Regions from separate parts of the Mus musculus genome. Here region 1 is linked to region 2. The links are chromatin loops, found by intact Hi-C in ENCODE. Cell type or tissue: heart. All regions are shown on one strand.

Evidence for each region. Peaks named below come from ENCODE experiments on the same cell type or tissue, not always from the same donor. Only the 100,000 strongest peaks of a DNase experiment are listed, where the experiment ranks them.
Region 1: a loop joins it to region 2, with 4 times the contacts of the local background. A loop is called at or near these places in 5 of 42 quality-filtered maps.

Annotation. Positions count from the first base shown.
Region 1 is chr7:19,868,479-19,876,478 of GRCm38, forward strand. It overlaps Ceacam19 (carcinoembryonic antigen-related cell adhesion molecule 19), which reads right to left. Exons shown (of 7, transcript NM_177036.5): 7 at 7,264-8,000. It also overlaps a transcript of Ceacam16 not described here. Among named protein-coding and RNA genes, the nearest start is that of Ceacam16, 11 kb to the left of the region's middle. In heart, CTCF peaks have their summits at 3,978 (motif pointing left), 5,593 (motif pointing right) and 7,999 (motif pointing right); DNase peaks (open chromatin) are centred at 2,963 and 7,973; H3K27ac peaks cover 425 bases.
Region 2 is chr7:19,745,835-19,753,834 of GRCm38, forward strand. Nectin2 (nectin cell adhesion molecule 2) reads right to left here and starts at 3,739. Exons shown (of 9, transcript NM_008990.3): 1 at 3,381-3,739. The coding sequence starts at 3,468. It overlaps Gm34744 (a long non-coding RNA gene), which reads left to right and starts at 3,736. Exons shown (of 3, transcript XR_881878.3): 1 at 3,736-4,115; 2 at 5,966-6,109. In heart, CTCF peaks have their summits at 3,904 (motif pointing left), 4,490 (motif pointing right), 7,053 (motif pointing right) and 7,853 (motif pointing left); DNase peaks (open chromatin) are centred at 3,167, 3,997, 4,507, 7,987 and 3 weaker places; H3K4me3 peaks cover 5,074 bases; H3K27ac peaks cover 5,747 bases.

The sequences.
Region 1 (8,000 bases), 120 kb after region 2:
AGCACTCACACCAGGCATCTGTAACTCCAGCTCCAGGGTCTCTCTCTGATCTGATTCCCTCTTCTGACCTCCAGGGGCACACACACACACACACACACACACACACACACACACACACACACACACACCTTAAATCTTAAAAGATGGTATTGGGCTGGAGAGATGGCTCAGCGGTTAAGAGCACTGGCTGCCCTTCCAGAGGTCCTGAGTTCAATTCCCAGCAACCACATGGTGGCTCACAACCATCTATAGTGAAATCCTGGGCCCTCTTCTGACATGCAGGTGTACATGCAGATACTCATACATTAAATAAAAAACTCTTTTTGGGGCTGGAGAGATGGCTCAGTGGTTAAGAGCACTGACTGCTCTTCTGAAGGTCCTGAGTTCAAATCCCAGCAACCACATGGTGGCTCACAACCATCTATAATAAGATCTGTCACCCTCTTCTGGTGTCTGAAGACAGCTACAGTGTACTTATATACAATAATAAATAAATCTTTTTAAAAAACTTTTTTTTAAAAAAAAGGTTATTACGGAAATCGAATGTATTTATTTCAAATAGAAGGTGGCATCCATCATTGTGTCCCCACACTCCTATGCCTGTCACACTCACAGCCAATCATAGTCCCCATCCCCTCATCTCCACCTGATGGCAGAAGGTTCTGGGTGGGATTTGGAATCAACTCCATGGCTACCCAAGCCCAAGATGCTGACAATGTTGATCAATAGTAGCATTGGTCCTAGACCTACCATAGCCTCCTGGGTGCACTCAGCCATTTCAGTACAACTCAGCATACCAAAGGCTGTCACATGGGTACAGCTGCCCTGTCACACTGCCGCTGTAGGAACCACAGCAAGAAAAAACCTGCACATGTTCATCAGAGACACAGGACTTCGTGTGTGTGTGTGTGTGTGTGTGTGTGTGTGTCTGTCTGTCTGTCTGTCTGCCCGTCTGTCTACAAGTCCTTGTGAAGCTAGAGGTGGATGATATCTGTCAGGTATCTTCCACGACTGATCAACACATCATTATTACTACTGTTATTATTAACCTTTATTTTTATTGTGTGTGTATTATATTTAGCTTCCACATGCATGTAGTGCTTGAAATAGCCTGGAGAGGATGTCTGACCCCCAGAACTGGAGTTGCAGGTGGTTGTGAGTCACCACGTGGGTGCTGTCTCTCCTGTCCCACACAACACAACGGTTGTTAATTTTTCATGTAGGCAGTAGGAGTTGAACTCGGGACCCCCTGCAGACTAGGTAAATGCCGTGCTATAGCTCCATGTCTAGCGATCACCTTTCCCTTTTATTTTCTTTCTTTTTTACAATTTTTACTTTTTTTTTTGAGACAGGGTCTCACTATGCACTCCCCCCCCCCCCCCGCTGGTCTGGAACGCTCTACGTAGATCAGGCTGGCCCCAAACTCACAGAGATCAACCTGTCTCTGTCTCTAAAGGGCTAGGGTCAAAGCTGTGCACCCAACCTGCTTTCTTGCTTGCTTTCTTTCTTGCCTGCCTGCCTCCCTCCCTCCCTCCCTCCCTCCCTCCCTCCCTCCCTCCCTCCCTCCCTCCCTCCCTCCCTCCCTCCCTCCCTCCCTCCCTCCCTCCCTCCTTTCTTTCTTTCTTTCTTTCTTTCTTTCTTTCTTTCTTTCTTTCTTTCTTTCTTTCTTTCTTTCTTTCTTTCGAGCCAGGGTCTTTCACTGAGCCTAGAGCACACCATTTCTGTGCTCTGCCTGGCTGGTGAGCGTAGACACCCCTCCTTCACCACCACCACGTCCACCCCAGTGCTAGGGTTTGGGCACGAGTTGTCACACTTGGCTTTTGACCTTGATGCCAGGCATCTGAACCCAGGCCCTCATTCCTCAAAAAGCAGGCACTTTCTCCACTGTATGTTGTGTGGGTCGGTGCATATGTGTGTTTCCGACCCCCTCCCTGGCCCCTAAGAAAACAAGGGATGTCCACATCTCCACCTGTTCCCTGAGGCAGGGTTTCTTGCTGAACCCAGAGCTAGGCCGGCTGCCAGCCAGTTCCAGTGATCCTCCTGTCTCTGCCCTTCTGCGCTGGGGTTATAGACAGAGGGCCAAGCCAGCTTTTAAGGTGGCGTGAAGATGCAGGTTCATCTCCAGTCCCTCATGCGTATATTGGGCATAGTTGGTAGAACCCATGATTTGGGGCCTGGGAAGTGTGTATGGAGGACTCACTTCAAACAGGGAAGGCCGACTTTGGAGGTAGAGAACCACCTAGAATCCTCCAGTGTGATGATTAATGTCTCAACTTCACACACCCTGAAAAATCACCCGGGAAGTGAGTCTCTGAGTGACTGTTGAGGGCAGCAGCATGGCCTCTGGAGTGTCTGTGGGGGATTGTCTGACTGTGTTAATGGATGTGGGAGGACTCACCTCAAAGTGAGAGGTGCCATTCCCTGGTCTGAGGCCCTGGATTGTATAAGAGCAAAGAAAGCCAACCATGGCGGCCCAATTGGCCTGTGACCCCAGCACCTGGAAGGGAGGCAGGGGCAGGAGGATCTCTGTGAGTCTGAGGCCAGACTGATATTCAGAATGAGTTCCAAGACAGACAGCCAGGCAGACAGGCAGACAGACAGACAGACAGACAGATAGCAGAAAGTCTCTGAATACTAACTCTGCACTGGTTTCTCTCTTCCCGACTGGTGTGCTGTGGACGGCTGCTTTCAGTTCTGGCCTTCACTTCCTGGCCCAGGGCTACCTCCATCTCAGCTCATCACCAACCACAGGGGCAGGATGAGGTCACCCCTGTGACCCTACAGAGGCCTGCACACCGTCCCTGGTGCCCTTGGGAGTTCATGGAAGTCTGCTGTTTTGGGAGAGGCGTCTACACTTCTGATCACCAGTCTATGCGGGATGATCCTGTGACCCTGTAAGCGGGCACAGGACCTTTCGCCCACAGAGGTGGCTTCCGAACAGAAGGTTTCCCCCCTGAATCATTTTGACTCTGGGCTCAGAGCCCAGCCTACTTCCTTCCCCAGGCCCACTTCCTCTTTTGTCAAACAAGGAGCCACTATCTTTTAAAAGCTGACTGTATCCTGGGAGTGGCAGGGGCCGGTGACAGGGACCCCTGCTGCTGCCCAGTTCCAGTCAAGGACACCCAGCTCAGGCTGCGTTGCCTGGAATCCCGTCCTCCTTGACACCTGCTTTGGTTACACTTTGGGTCCTTCTCTTTTGTATTTGTTTGCATTCTTCCAGAGAGAGGGAGAGGAGAGCCCCAGGTTGAGTTTTGGGGTACAGAAGGCAGTTCAGTTCTGTGGATCCCAAAGTGGGGATAAGGGGTACAGAATACTAAAGGGGGACCAGAAGTCCCCACTGGGATCACAGGTGTGTACCACCATACTGCTGCTATTTTTTTTGGGGGGGGGGAGGTTGTTTGCTTGTTTGTTTCGGTTTTTGAGACAGGGTCTCTCTATGTAGTCTTGGCTGGCGTGGAACTCACTATGTAGATCAGATTGGCTTTGACCTCATAGAGACCCACCTGCTCCTGCTCCCCCCTTGCCCCTCCAGTGCTGGGATTAAAGGGGTGCACCTCACACCCAGCCTGAAAAGTTTGTCTTTAAAGGCACTGGGTGCAATGGCCTGTTCCAGACAGGGAGGGGAAGGGTTGATTTTTGGAGTGAACAAAGCTCCTTGGGCTGCTTTGCGTGGGGAGAAAGACAGGCCATGGAGAGGCTGAGGTGGAGGGGAGGGGAGCTGCCTGGTCTAAGCTGGGCTGTGGGGACTGGGAAAGCTAAGTTCAGGGGCTGATAGCATTTGTTCTTGCTGCAGGCAGAGGCTGATCAAGGTTGGGTATTTTGACAGGAGGCAGTAGAGTGGGCTGTGAATACTCACAAGGTGGGGAAAGTGGGGTGGGAGATGGGGGTTGGGGTGGGCATCAGGTTGTGGCCGAGTTTGTGCTAGGCGGGCTATGTGTTAGCCTTTGCTGCCTCCTGCTGGTTCAGCATGCACACCTACTTAATGAACTGTGTGGGATCTGCAGGTTCCTGGATTCAAGAATGACTGCTTTTCACACTCCTTCCGATATATATCTCCCAGCCAAACCAAAAAACCCACTTACTTATTATTGTGTGTATGTCGTATGTAGAAGTCAGTTCCCTCCTTCCAATGTGTGGGTACCAGAGAGCAAAACTCAGGCCACGAGGCTTGGCCGCAAGGCCCTTTACCCACTGAGCCATCTTGCTGGCCTGTTTTTAGTTTATGGACACAGAAGCACAAATATCTTAGTGGTCTGAACATTTATTCCATTGCTCCCCTTCCCAACAATGTCACCTCTGTGGTTTGGTCCGCACCTCTTCGATTGTCCCGTAGTCTCCTTGCGGGGAGCTCAGCCCCCCAAGGAAGAGGTCTCTGTTTTGGTTATATAGATGTCTCCTGGGACCTAAAACAGTGCTGTATCCAGCAGGTGCTCAATAAATACGTGTGGAGCTCATGAATGGATGGGTTTCTCTTCACCCTTCCTGCTTTCTAACCCTCCCTTTTCAATCTACAACCAGCCTCTGCCAAGGTTACCCTCGTCGCATCTATCGGCACTTGCGGTTTGCCCCTAGCCTCTATGCTCTGGTTCAGTGTCTGCTGGATAAATGGAGTCCATGGAAAAAATAACTTAAGCAGGGCAGGCTTGCTTAGATATTTTTGTCAGGGGAGCTGGATCAGGGTTCAATTCCCAGGATGCATACAGTACTCCAGGTCTCCCACTTCCGGTCGGAGGAGATTTGCAAGACTGCGGTCTTTATAGAACTCAGTACCATGTGACTTTATTCAGCCAATGGAAAGTGAGTGGAAGCCTTATTTCCAGCTTTTGGGGGGGAGGGGGAACGTGTGTTATAAAAATCGCTGGGTGCACACCCACGTGCCCTGCTTTTCCCTGCTACAGTGAGTAACCTTGTCAGCCTCATTTCTGAAGATGTCCACATGCAGCTGAGTTCTTCTGACCCTTGTCACACCTATCCACCTGAGACAAACTTGTAGGAGGGGAAAAAAATAAATCTTACAAGCTTTTCAAGCTGGGGACAGCACGGGGCTAATTGTTACTGCAGCAAAATCCAGCTCATCCTGACAACAACAACAACAACAACAACAACAACAACAACAACAACAACAAACAACCTTTCCTTCCCATCACCAGCGTGCTGCCTCGAGACAGCCACATCGGCTCTCCAGCCCCAGTGTCTCCAGTCACAAGGTGGCAATGTATAGACTAAGACTCTTGAAAATCTGAGGTCAGAGGTCATGGCCTACCCACAAAATATATAATATAGAATATGATATTATGTGATACAGCATATTATATACATAATATTTAATAAATTATACAGGATTTTGTCATTGATTTTGTTGATTTTTAAACTGATTTTAAAATTTTATTTATTTCAATCTTTTTGAGACAGGGTTTCTCCATCTCCCAAGTTCTGGGATTAAAAGCGTGTGCCACCAGGCCTGGCTTAGAGACTTATTTTTATGTGTATGTGTGGGGTGGGGTGGGGAGCAGGGGGGTTGTGCACATGAGTGTAGGACCTGAGGAGGCCAGAAGAGGGCGCTGGATCCTCTGAAGCTGGAGTCACAGGCAGTTGTGAACGGCCCAGTGTAGGTGCTGAGAATTGAACTCCTCTGTTTAAGCTCTTGGAGCTTAAACACCCCCCACGTCAGACCCGAGCATGTTTGTCTCAGTGTCCCCCAAGGCCCCTTGTCTGGGGAAGGGCTAAACATCCCTACCTCAGTAGCAGGGAGGAAAAGACAGCAAAACAACTCAAGAGTAAAAAAGCATTATGTTGAGGCTGGAGTGATGGCTCTGTGGTTAAGAGCACTGACTGCTCTTCGGAAGGTCCTGAATTCAAATCCCAACAGCCACATGGTGGCTCACAACCATCCGTAATGAGATCTGATGCCCTCTTCTGGGGTGCCTGAAGACAGCTACAGTGTACTTACATATAATAATAAATAAATCTTTGGGCTGGAGCAAGTGGGGCCAGAGTGAGAGGTCCTCAATTCCCAGCAACCACATGATGGCTCACAACCATCTGCACAGCTACAGTGTCCTCATATACATTAAACAAATAAATAAATAAGTAAATCTTTTTTTTTAAAAAGTATTATGTCTTTGAGGACAGCTAGAAGACAAGTCATTTCCAAGGTCTTACTCCTCCTCCTCCTCCTCCTCCTCCTCCTCCTCCTCCTCCTCCTCCTCCTCCTCCTCCTCCTCCTCCTCCTCCTCCTCCTCCTCTTCTTCTTCTTCTTCTTCTTCTTCTTCTTCTTCTTCTTCTTCTTCTTCTTCTTTTACTTTTATTTTTATTGTGTGAATGTGTCTGTGACTACAGGAGTAACAGGCAGGAGTTACAGGCAGGAGTTACAGGCAGGAGTTACAGGCAGGTGTGCTGGGAATGGAACTCAGGTCCTCTAGGAAAAGAAGCACGTGCTCTTAATGGCTGAGCCAACTCTCCAGCCCGAGGCTGTTATCCTTTGTCCTCTGATATAAAGGTGTCTGCACAGAGAGGAGCCAGGAGCTCCTCCATGGAGAGAAGCTGAGTGGGGCCACTGCTGACGCCTGATGTCCATGCCCAGTAGGTAGGTTCCCACTGGATATTGTGAGCATCTGCTTTGATAGTGTTTTGCTATTTACCTTTTGCTTGCTATTTATTATCTTTAATTTACTTTAAAATTTTATTCATCTTTTGTTTTTGTAAGGCAAGGGTTTTCTATGTAGCCCCGGCTGTCTTGGAACTTGCTCTGTAGACCAACCAAGCTGGCCTCAAACTCACAGAGATCTGCCTGCCTCTCTGCCTCCTGATTGCTGGGATCAAAGGTATGCACTATTATTTTAGTCAGGGTTTCTATTCCTGGACAAAACATCAAAACCAAGAAGCAAGTTGGGGAGGAAAGGGTTTATTCAGATTACACCTCCAAACCGCTGTTCATCACCAAAGGAAGTCAGGACTGGAACTCAAGCAGGTCAGGAAGCAGGAGCTGATGCAGAGGCCATGGAGGGATGTTCCTTAATGGCTGGCTTCCCCTGGCTTGTTCAGCCTGCTCTCTTATAGAACCCAAGGCTACCAGCCCAGGGATGGCACCACCACCCACAATGGGCCCTGCCCCCTTGATCACTAATTGAGAAAATGGATCTCATGGAGGCGTTTCCTCAAGAAAGGCTCCTTTCTCTGTGGTAGCTCCAGCCTATGTCAAGTTGACACAAACCCAGGCAGTACAGCCTCCATGCCTGACTTGTTATTTATTCTTTTTACTTTGGCTTGCTATATACTTAATAAATGCATATATTTTGAATGCATTTATTAGGGACACTATGACTAGTGCAGCATTCTCCAGACTGTCCTGTGAGAGTGGAGCAGTTAGACTTAGACGCCCTATCTGGAAAATGCTGCTTGGATGTGGGTTAAACGTGTTTAGAAAGAGCCTGGAAAATTGTGACTCCCCAGAGAAGTCACTTAAGTTAGGGAGTTTTTGCTCAGATCTCTCTCTAATTAGCATGGTGAATCTGTCTACAGCATCCCCAGGACCCCAACTCTCTCACTTGCTCTGTTTCTTGCAGGGAAGACCTCTCTGTGAACTGTTTATACAACTTCCATTTTTGATTATATTGAACTTAACCACGAGGTGGCCAGATCTAGTTGCAAGGACTCCTGGGAAATGTAGTTTTTATGTTGAGAAGGCTGGGTCTCCTCACCTGTGGTCAGATTGAGCTGGGCTACGGTGCAGTAATAAGAAGCCCCATTTTACTCACAGCGTGGCTCATTTAGGGTTTATATTTCTCACTCCTGTGATACTTCGGTCTCAGGTAGACAGCTATGAAAAGGGTCAGGAGAACTCAGCTTTAGGTGGGCTCATTCAGGAACCTGACTGACAGGGCTAGTCACTGTGACTGGAGTCTGGAGGGAAAGTGATGGCGCACCTGGACTACTGGGCACTGCTTGCACCCACATTTCATTAATCAGAGCTTTTTGCATTCTAATTAGGGGCTGTGGAA
Region 2 (8,000 bases):
CTTCTGAAGCTCTGGTCTCTATCTTCCATTTGCAGGATTACAGGTGCACACTACCACTGGTGATTTTTGGGTGCGAGGGATTGAACCCTAGGCCTCATGCATGCTAGGCAAGCACTCTGCCGACTGCTTTGCTCCTCTTGTTTTCTTCCGAGAGAAGGACTCAGATAACCCTGCCTGGCCTCAATCTCACTACATAGCCATGCAATCCGGAATTCTCGCTTGGATTCCAGTCCTGTGCCACCATGCCTGCCGTTGGAGGTGCTGAGTTTGGAACCCAGGGTGTCGTGCATGCTAGGTGAACACTCTATCCACTGGCCCAGCCCATTTCTTTTTTCCCCCCAGTCTTTCCGCTCTCCAGCCAAGGCGGCCCTGGGGGTGGACAGTGTGCTGCCTCAGCCTCCCCCACGCTGGCACTGAGATTACAGGCCTGACTCCACCATTCTGTCTTGAGACAAGGTCTTCCTATGTAACTCAGCCTGGCCTTGAACTCCCTGCAATCCCCCCGCCCCCCCCCCCCCCCCCCCGCCCTCCTCAGCTTTCTTTGAGTGCTGGAGTCACAGGTGTTCATCCCTGTCTTAGGTTTCTGTTTCTGTGACCCTGGGGTCTCCATGTCTCTAGGCATCCAGCACTCACACCTCTCCAAGGCTCCTGACATACTTTCTTACTGCCGGGCCATCTCTCCTGGTCCATCTCCTCCTCCCTTCCTGCTCTGTTTCTCAGCATTGCTGGGGCATTAAAAATGTATCAGCATCCCAGCGGGGGCAGGGGAGCTGGCCCTTGTGCAAGACTCCCTGTGCCTCCCGTGTCTTTAACTCCCTGTGGCCCCTACATGCTGGCTGGCCTTGAGACTGGCCTGTGCTCTGACCTCTCCAAGTCACAGGATCTCCACAGCCCTCTGGCTGGGGTCTTCTGATCTCCTTTCCTGTCACCAAACCTCTCTGCCCTTCCAGTGTCCCTGCCTATACCCCTCCCAGCACCCCAGCACCCCTGCCCCTTTCTGGTATCTTTCTGCCCTCCCTTGCAATCTTCCTTCATTCTTTGTGCATGACTCCATCCTTGCATTACTCCATCCTTGCATAGGTCTGATCCCCGTCCCCTCCCTCTCTTGGCTCCTCTTCCTATATCCCTGCTCTCCATCCTGTCTCTTGCCCCCCCCTCCCCCTCCCCCATTTCTTCTCTGCTCAGTTCCCCTTCCCTAACGAGAAGAGACAGCCAGGCCTGCCATCCCCTCTTCTCCCCTCCCCCGCCACTGTGTGGGGCTGCCTGGATGACATAGATGAGCAGAGAGAGATAGGGAAGAGTGGGGAGGGAGGCTCAGGCTCCAGCAGGAGGTCCAGGTGGTGTAAGCCCCATTCCCAGAGGAGGCCAGGAAGCAGGGAGGCTGAGCAGCTAGAGCCAGGGGAAAGAGATGTAGGGAAAGCAAGGGAGAGATGGAGAGAGCAAAGGAAGGACAAACAGAACAGAAAGGAGAAAGAGCCCGGAAAGAGAGAGAAGGGAGAGATGGAAAGGGAAATGAAAAAAGAAAAAGGAGAGGGAGAGAGAAGGAATGAGGAAGTGGAGATAGGAGTAGGATGGGTTAGGAAAGGCCAAGGTCCTCTCCCCAACGTTCGAAGGGAAGGCCCAGCCCCAGGAAATCCCCCCAGGGATTCAACAGAGAAGGGACAGTCACCACAGGTCTAGGAAATAGGAAGCACTTTGGGGAGCTTGCCCAGCCTGGCTATTGGGTTGCTGGCTTTCAAAGGCTTTCAAGGGACGGGAGTGGAACCTTGGGAGAGTGTCCTTTTCGGTTTCCCCGTTCGCAGGCTGGGAAGGGGAACAAGGTTTGCTCTGGGGTTCTGTGGAATCTGCTATGAGGTACCACACGGGTGGATTCTAAGAATTCACTCAGAGGGACAGGTACAGATCTCATCTATCTGGGAGGTCAAGGCCAATGACCTCAAAGGAGGTGACGAAAGAAAAAACGAGGCCAAAAGTGACAGGCATTCTCCCTACGATCCTTCTGATCCCCGTTCTGAGCAAACTCTCCAGAAACTCCCCGCTCCCCATCCCAGAGTGTGTAGTTAGGAAGAAACAGCCAGGTCACCTGCTAGGGGCGGGGCGAGGTCAGCACACCTGTTTACACCTCACCCCATCCCCCACCCCCACCCCCTGGCCTCGCAGAGCCCCAAGTCCCCTCCAGGGCTGGGGGGTGGGGAAAGGGGAGCGAGTCTTAGAGAGGAGGCTCCTCCCATTTACCTCTCCAAGTGCTTCGAGGACAAAGGCGTGACCAAAGGAGAGATAAGGTCCCGAAACCAGGAGTTGGGACTCTTAGCGCTCCAGCCCCGCCCCGCCCCTCCCAAACTAGGTGAAAGCGATACCGGAAAACTTCCCCAGGGACGTTGCCACTCACAAGGAAAGGGGGAAGGGGAGGAAAACTGCAAACCTCCCGGGCTCTGACTCTACCTGGGACACAGCCGACTAAGTTCCCAATTTCAGGCTACGTCTTTAAGCCTTTGATTATATTTGGGGGCAGAGGGGTAAAGGTCAGAGTCCCTTGATCATTAAATTCCATTGCCTACAGCTAAATCCGAACCTGCCAAGATAGTGCCTCTGGACCCTAACTGCACCTGGACCCCAGCGAGCAGAGCTCTTTGCCCACAGTTAAACCCAAGACCCACAAGTTTGAACCCCTTTTCTCCAATTCTATCTAGACCCGGGTTAGGCTCGCCTTCTGAGATCCTGGAGGCAGAACCTCTTAATTTTCCCAGAACCCAGGGGTCAGTGTCTGTAAACTCCCTGAGGCTTGCACTCCAGACTCACACCCTTCCTGCCCCTGAGTGCCCCCAACTCTCATCATTGGTTTGCCAAGGGCTCCCAAAGACCGAACTCATCCCCCCCCCAACACACACTCGTCTTGGGAACCTCGACTGTGGGTCCCCTCGCGCCCAATTCTCCCCGGGCCTCGGATGCCCAACCCAACAAGAAGGAAAAGAAAAAAAAGGGGGGGGGGTGTCGTCCCTCCTCACCATCACGACCCTCCAGCTAGTGTGAGTGGGGGGAACATTCTCCACATTCCTGAGGGGGGAGAGCAGAGACGGAAATCCAGATTCCGGATAAGTGATCAGCACAGGATGGGGAGGATTTAACCCTTTCCACGCCGAGGGAGGTGGAGGGGGTCAGAAACCCGGGTTAGAATGGACACTTGTGATTACGCGAGGTGCAGAGAGGGAGGTTAGGAGACTCGGAGAGAGAGCCCGGTGTGTTGCGAGAATCTCGATCAGTAGGGCCAACCTAGAAGGGGGCACGAGGGAAAGGGGCCTCGGGGAGCTGGGAGTGAGGTGGGGGACGATGCCCCGTTCCCTCCCTTCTGAGGACTGACGAAGGCATCCGCGCGTTTTCACCTGTTTCCTGAAGCAGGAGCAGTAGCAGCGGCAACAACGGCAGCGTCGGTGACAATCTGGACGGCGGGAGGACTGCGGCCCGGGCCATGGGGGGCCCGGGGAGGGACTGGGCCCGGGCAGGGGGTGCCTAGGGACCACTCTTCGTGTACCGATCGGCTGGGAGGGCAGTCAGGGGTCTGAAGTGTCCGGCTCCAGGCCGGCTTCCGCCGCTCACGGCTCCCCGGATCAGTTCGTTCGGCCCAGCTTTCCCTCGCCTGGCTCTCAGGATCCGCGCCCCCCGGCCCCTCGCTTAGCTCCAGCGGGCCGGACTCATGACGTCACAGGCCCCGCCCCTCTTCGCCAAGCCGATCCTAGGGCTCAGGCTCCGCCCCTCTCAGGGCTAAGACCCCGCCCATCCCGCGTCCCACACCTGTCTGGCCCCACGATTCTATCTCCGCCTTCTCCTGGAATTAACTATTTGACCACGCCCACTCGACATGGAGCCACGCCCACACACAACCCGGGAAGACCCACTGCGCCCCCTACTGGTCACTCTAATGAGACGCGGTCACACCCCCTTCTAAACTTCCGGTCGCCTCCCACCAGGAGAAGCCATGCCTTCTCGCCCAGACCACGCCCCACTGCCCTCTGGTTAGCCTGAGTATGTGGGCTCTCATAGGGCCTCCCTTCCTGAGGCACCGCCCCTTGGTGAGGCCACACCCCTGTCCCAGCCTTTCTCCTAGTCCTGCTGCTGTGGTAGGTCGGGGTCACTTCTTAGTGGACCCCATTTCTTTCTGATCTCTGCCCTGGGTTCTCGTGTCGCCGCATCATTTCTTTCCAGATTTCTCCTCTTTCTCTACCTCTGAGTCTCCCTCCGCATCCCCATGTTTCTCTGTGGCTCTGCTCTGGTGTTTCTTTGTCTGTCCATGTGCCTATGTCACTTAGTCCCCGTGTCTCGTTGCATTCCTTTGACTGTGTGCGTCTCTCTTTGCGTCCCTGTCACTTTCTGTTTCTTGTCTCATAGTTTTTTTCTGTGTCACTCTTAATATTCCTGTCCCTGCATCTGGCCTCTGCGTCCCTCCCACCCAGTATCCTTTTTTTATATCGCAGCCTTCCGCGAGGGGGCAGCATAAACCAACCCAGCAGGCCGAACCCCGCTGGGTGGGGCTGGACCAGTCAGTCTGTCCTCTGGCCCTACCAGTCCCTTCCGGTTGTCCTTGTCCCACTTTCTCTATCTCACCAGAATCCTGTGGTCTTTGTGGCTGGTTTTGAGGCGGCCCTTTTGTCTCTTCGTAGACGCTCCACCCTCCCCACCCCCACCCGCCTTTTCACATTCCCAGGGCCGCCGAGTGGAGCTAATGAGAAGGTCCACTTGTTGGGGATGGGGGAGGGGAACAGGTACTCCGCTGCTGAAGTACCTGACAGCCAAATCCTCCCCAAGGGCCAGGCATTTGGGGGTTTCTTGTGAGAGAGCCACCTGGGCTGGGGTAGGGCCCCTTCTCCACCGGCCACATACATGAAGCCCCTCTCCCATGTGGCAAGGCCCAAGGAGTGGACCCTGGCTCTGACCAACTTGCTTTCCACTCTTGTTAATGCTCCTATTTGTTTGCTTGCTGATTATTTTGTGTGTGTGCAGGCCGTGCTGACTTCTGAAGGGCAAATAACAACTTGCTTTGAGTTGGAAGCAGCAAGTGGGTGCCGGGGCCCCAACTCACGTAGCCAAGTTTGGTGGCACAACCTTTGAAGCCATTCCACCCACCTTGGTTTTGTTTTATGAGATGGCATCTCCTGTCGTCCTGGCTAACCAGCCAGGGATTGTAGGCATGCACTGACTCCAAGTTGAGCTAGCTCTCTCCTTTCTGAGCTGTTGCCACACCCCTTTAACAACATTGTTGATAAAGGGTTTTAGCTTTGTCTGCCCACCAGGCCCTCGTGTAAGTCTTCTCCCAAGCAGTCCCCGATCAAGCCGTGGAGAAGGAAGGGGAACTGAGTCATGGGAAGGGAAAGTGGCTTGGTGCCAAAGGTCAGGGTTATGAAAAGAGGCAGGTCCACAATGGACACTATTCAAAATTCTTTTGTTGCTCACAAGAATCTTAGGAAGGGGGTCGGGTTGGTGCTGCACAACTGTAATCCCAGTACTTAGGTGGCAGAAACAGAAAGATCTCACAGAATTCCAAGCCACTGTGGTCTACAGACCCAGTTCTAATCAGCGACGATCACCACGTGAGGGTCACCGTGTGTGAAAAGTAAACTAAGGCACAGGTTCTTTCCAAACCACCGCCAGAGAAGGAGCAGTGTGAGGTTTGTTGGTGTTTATAGTAGCTATGCAACATGACATCCAGATAATATCTCAGGTTTGCAAGGAACGTGGCATGAGGCTAGTGGTATAAATGACAGACACTGAGTAAATGCTCTGTAGCTTCCAACTTTTTTTTTTTTTTTCCCAAGACAGAGTGTCTTACTCAGGCTTTCCATAACTGCAATGAAACACTGTGACAAGAAAAGCAACTTGGGGAGGAAAGGATTATTGTAGCGACAAGTTTGAGATTTTGGTTCCTTTAAAAAGCACAGAAGTATTATGACAATGTTTCATTTTAATCCTTCAGATTGTCTGCAGCAGCTGGTTATGATTTGCCTCGTGCTCCAGCAGAGGTGTGATTTTTGTCAGCCACGTATAGTTTCTGCGACTGTGTGGCGTTTGGAATTCTGGAAACTGTACAGAGGGTAAATAAGTGCTAGAGGACCAATAGGTACGCTGCGTGGTCGTTGGTCATGGTTTGTCATAGTTGTCCTCAAAGAAGACACTAAAGGAAAGAAATTAGATTCAGGGATCTGGATCTCTCTCCCCCTCTCTCCCTGTCTCTCTCCTGTCTAGTGATAGTAGGTGAAACGGGGCATAGTGTGGAACAAAGGGTGGGAAAAAGAGAAACCCACAAAGTAGCAAAGACCAACTACAGGGTTATTTGCCTTACACATCCACATTCCTGTCCATCACTGGACGAAGTCAGGACATGAATTCAGCAGGGCAAAAACCTGGAGGCAGGAGCAGAGGCCATGGAGGAGTGCTGCTTACTGACTTCCTCCTGGTGGCTTGCCCAGATTGCTTTCTTATAGAACCCAGGACCAGCAGCCCAGGAATGGTACCACTCACAATGGGCTGGACCCTCTCTCATTGATCACGAATTGAAATACGTTTTATAGCCAGATTTTATGGAAGCATTTTCTCAGGCTCCTTCCTCTCTGATGATTCTAACTTGTGTCAAGTTGACACATAAAATCAGCCAGTATACAGAGTCTTACTATGTAGCTCTGTAGCCCTGGCTGGCCTGGAATTTCCTATGTAGATCAGGATGGCCTTGAACTCATAGAGATCTGCCTACCTCTGCCTCTCTGTAGTGCTAAGATTACCACCATGCTGAGAGCCTTGATGACTTTTTGTTTGTTTTGGTTTTGGTTTTTCGAGACAGGGTTTCTCTGTGTAGCCCTGGCTGTCCTAGAACTCACTCTGTAGACCAGGCTGGCCTCGAACTTAGAAATCCGCCTGCCTCTGCCTCCCAAGAGCTGGGATCAAAGGCGTGCGCCACCACACCCGGTGACTTTTTTGTTTTTGAGGTTTACTTTTATATATATGAGCATTTTGCCTGGATGGATGTGCACCGTATGAATTCCTGGTGCCCGTGGAGGCCAGAAGAGGGCAGCAGATTCCCTGGAGTTATGGATTGTTGTGAACTGCAATATGGGTGTTGGGAAACAAGCCTGGGTCCTCTACAGGAAAGAACAATGAATGCTTACCACCTCTTGAATCTGTATATGTATATACTTATTTTTTTAATTTGTGGTTGGGAGGGGCCTATGTGAATAGGTTGTGGGGGTCAGTTCTCTCCTTCAATTTTGTGGGTCTCCAGAGATTGATCTCAGGTTTCAGCTTGGTAGCGAGCAACATTTACCTGCTGAGCCATCTTAAGTCCTGGATTATAACCTCCCCTTCCTCTTCCTTCTCCCCATTTTCTTCTGGGGGGGGGGCAGAGCATGCATAGAGGTCAGAGGTCAAATTTAGGGAGTTGATTCTCTCCTTCTATCATGGTTCCAGAAAACAAACGAAGTTGCTCAGACTGGTATAGCTTTTATCCGAACAGCTGCCTGGCAGACCCATCACTGTCTTTCCAAAGCTCTTTTATTCTGACCCAGCTAAAGATGGAGGAGGTCTGGGGACTGGAGAGATGGCTTAGTGGTTAAGAGCATTGACTGTTCTTATAGAGGTCCTGAGTTCAATTCCCAGCAACTGCATGTTGTCTCACAACCATCTGTAATGGGATCCTATGCCCTCTTCTGGTGTGTCTGAAGACAGCTACAGTGTATTCATATAAATAAAATAATCTTTAAAACAAAAAACAAAAAAAAGCCCAGAAGAGTCGGCATGTCCGGCCGTCTTTTTCCCCTGTGCACCTGCTCTTCTGGACTGCCACCAAGTGGGCTAGGCTCCCTCTAGGCGGGTCTTTGTGGGTAGGGCAGGCTCAGGAAGGAAGCCAGGGGAGTGTGGCGCTACCAGATTTCATGCCTATGAGGCATGCTTCAGCCCAAGAGCAGCTTGCTTTGTTGACAGAGAACTGGGTGGGTCTCATACTTGTGAAGTCAACCTCC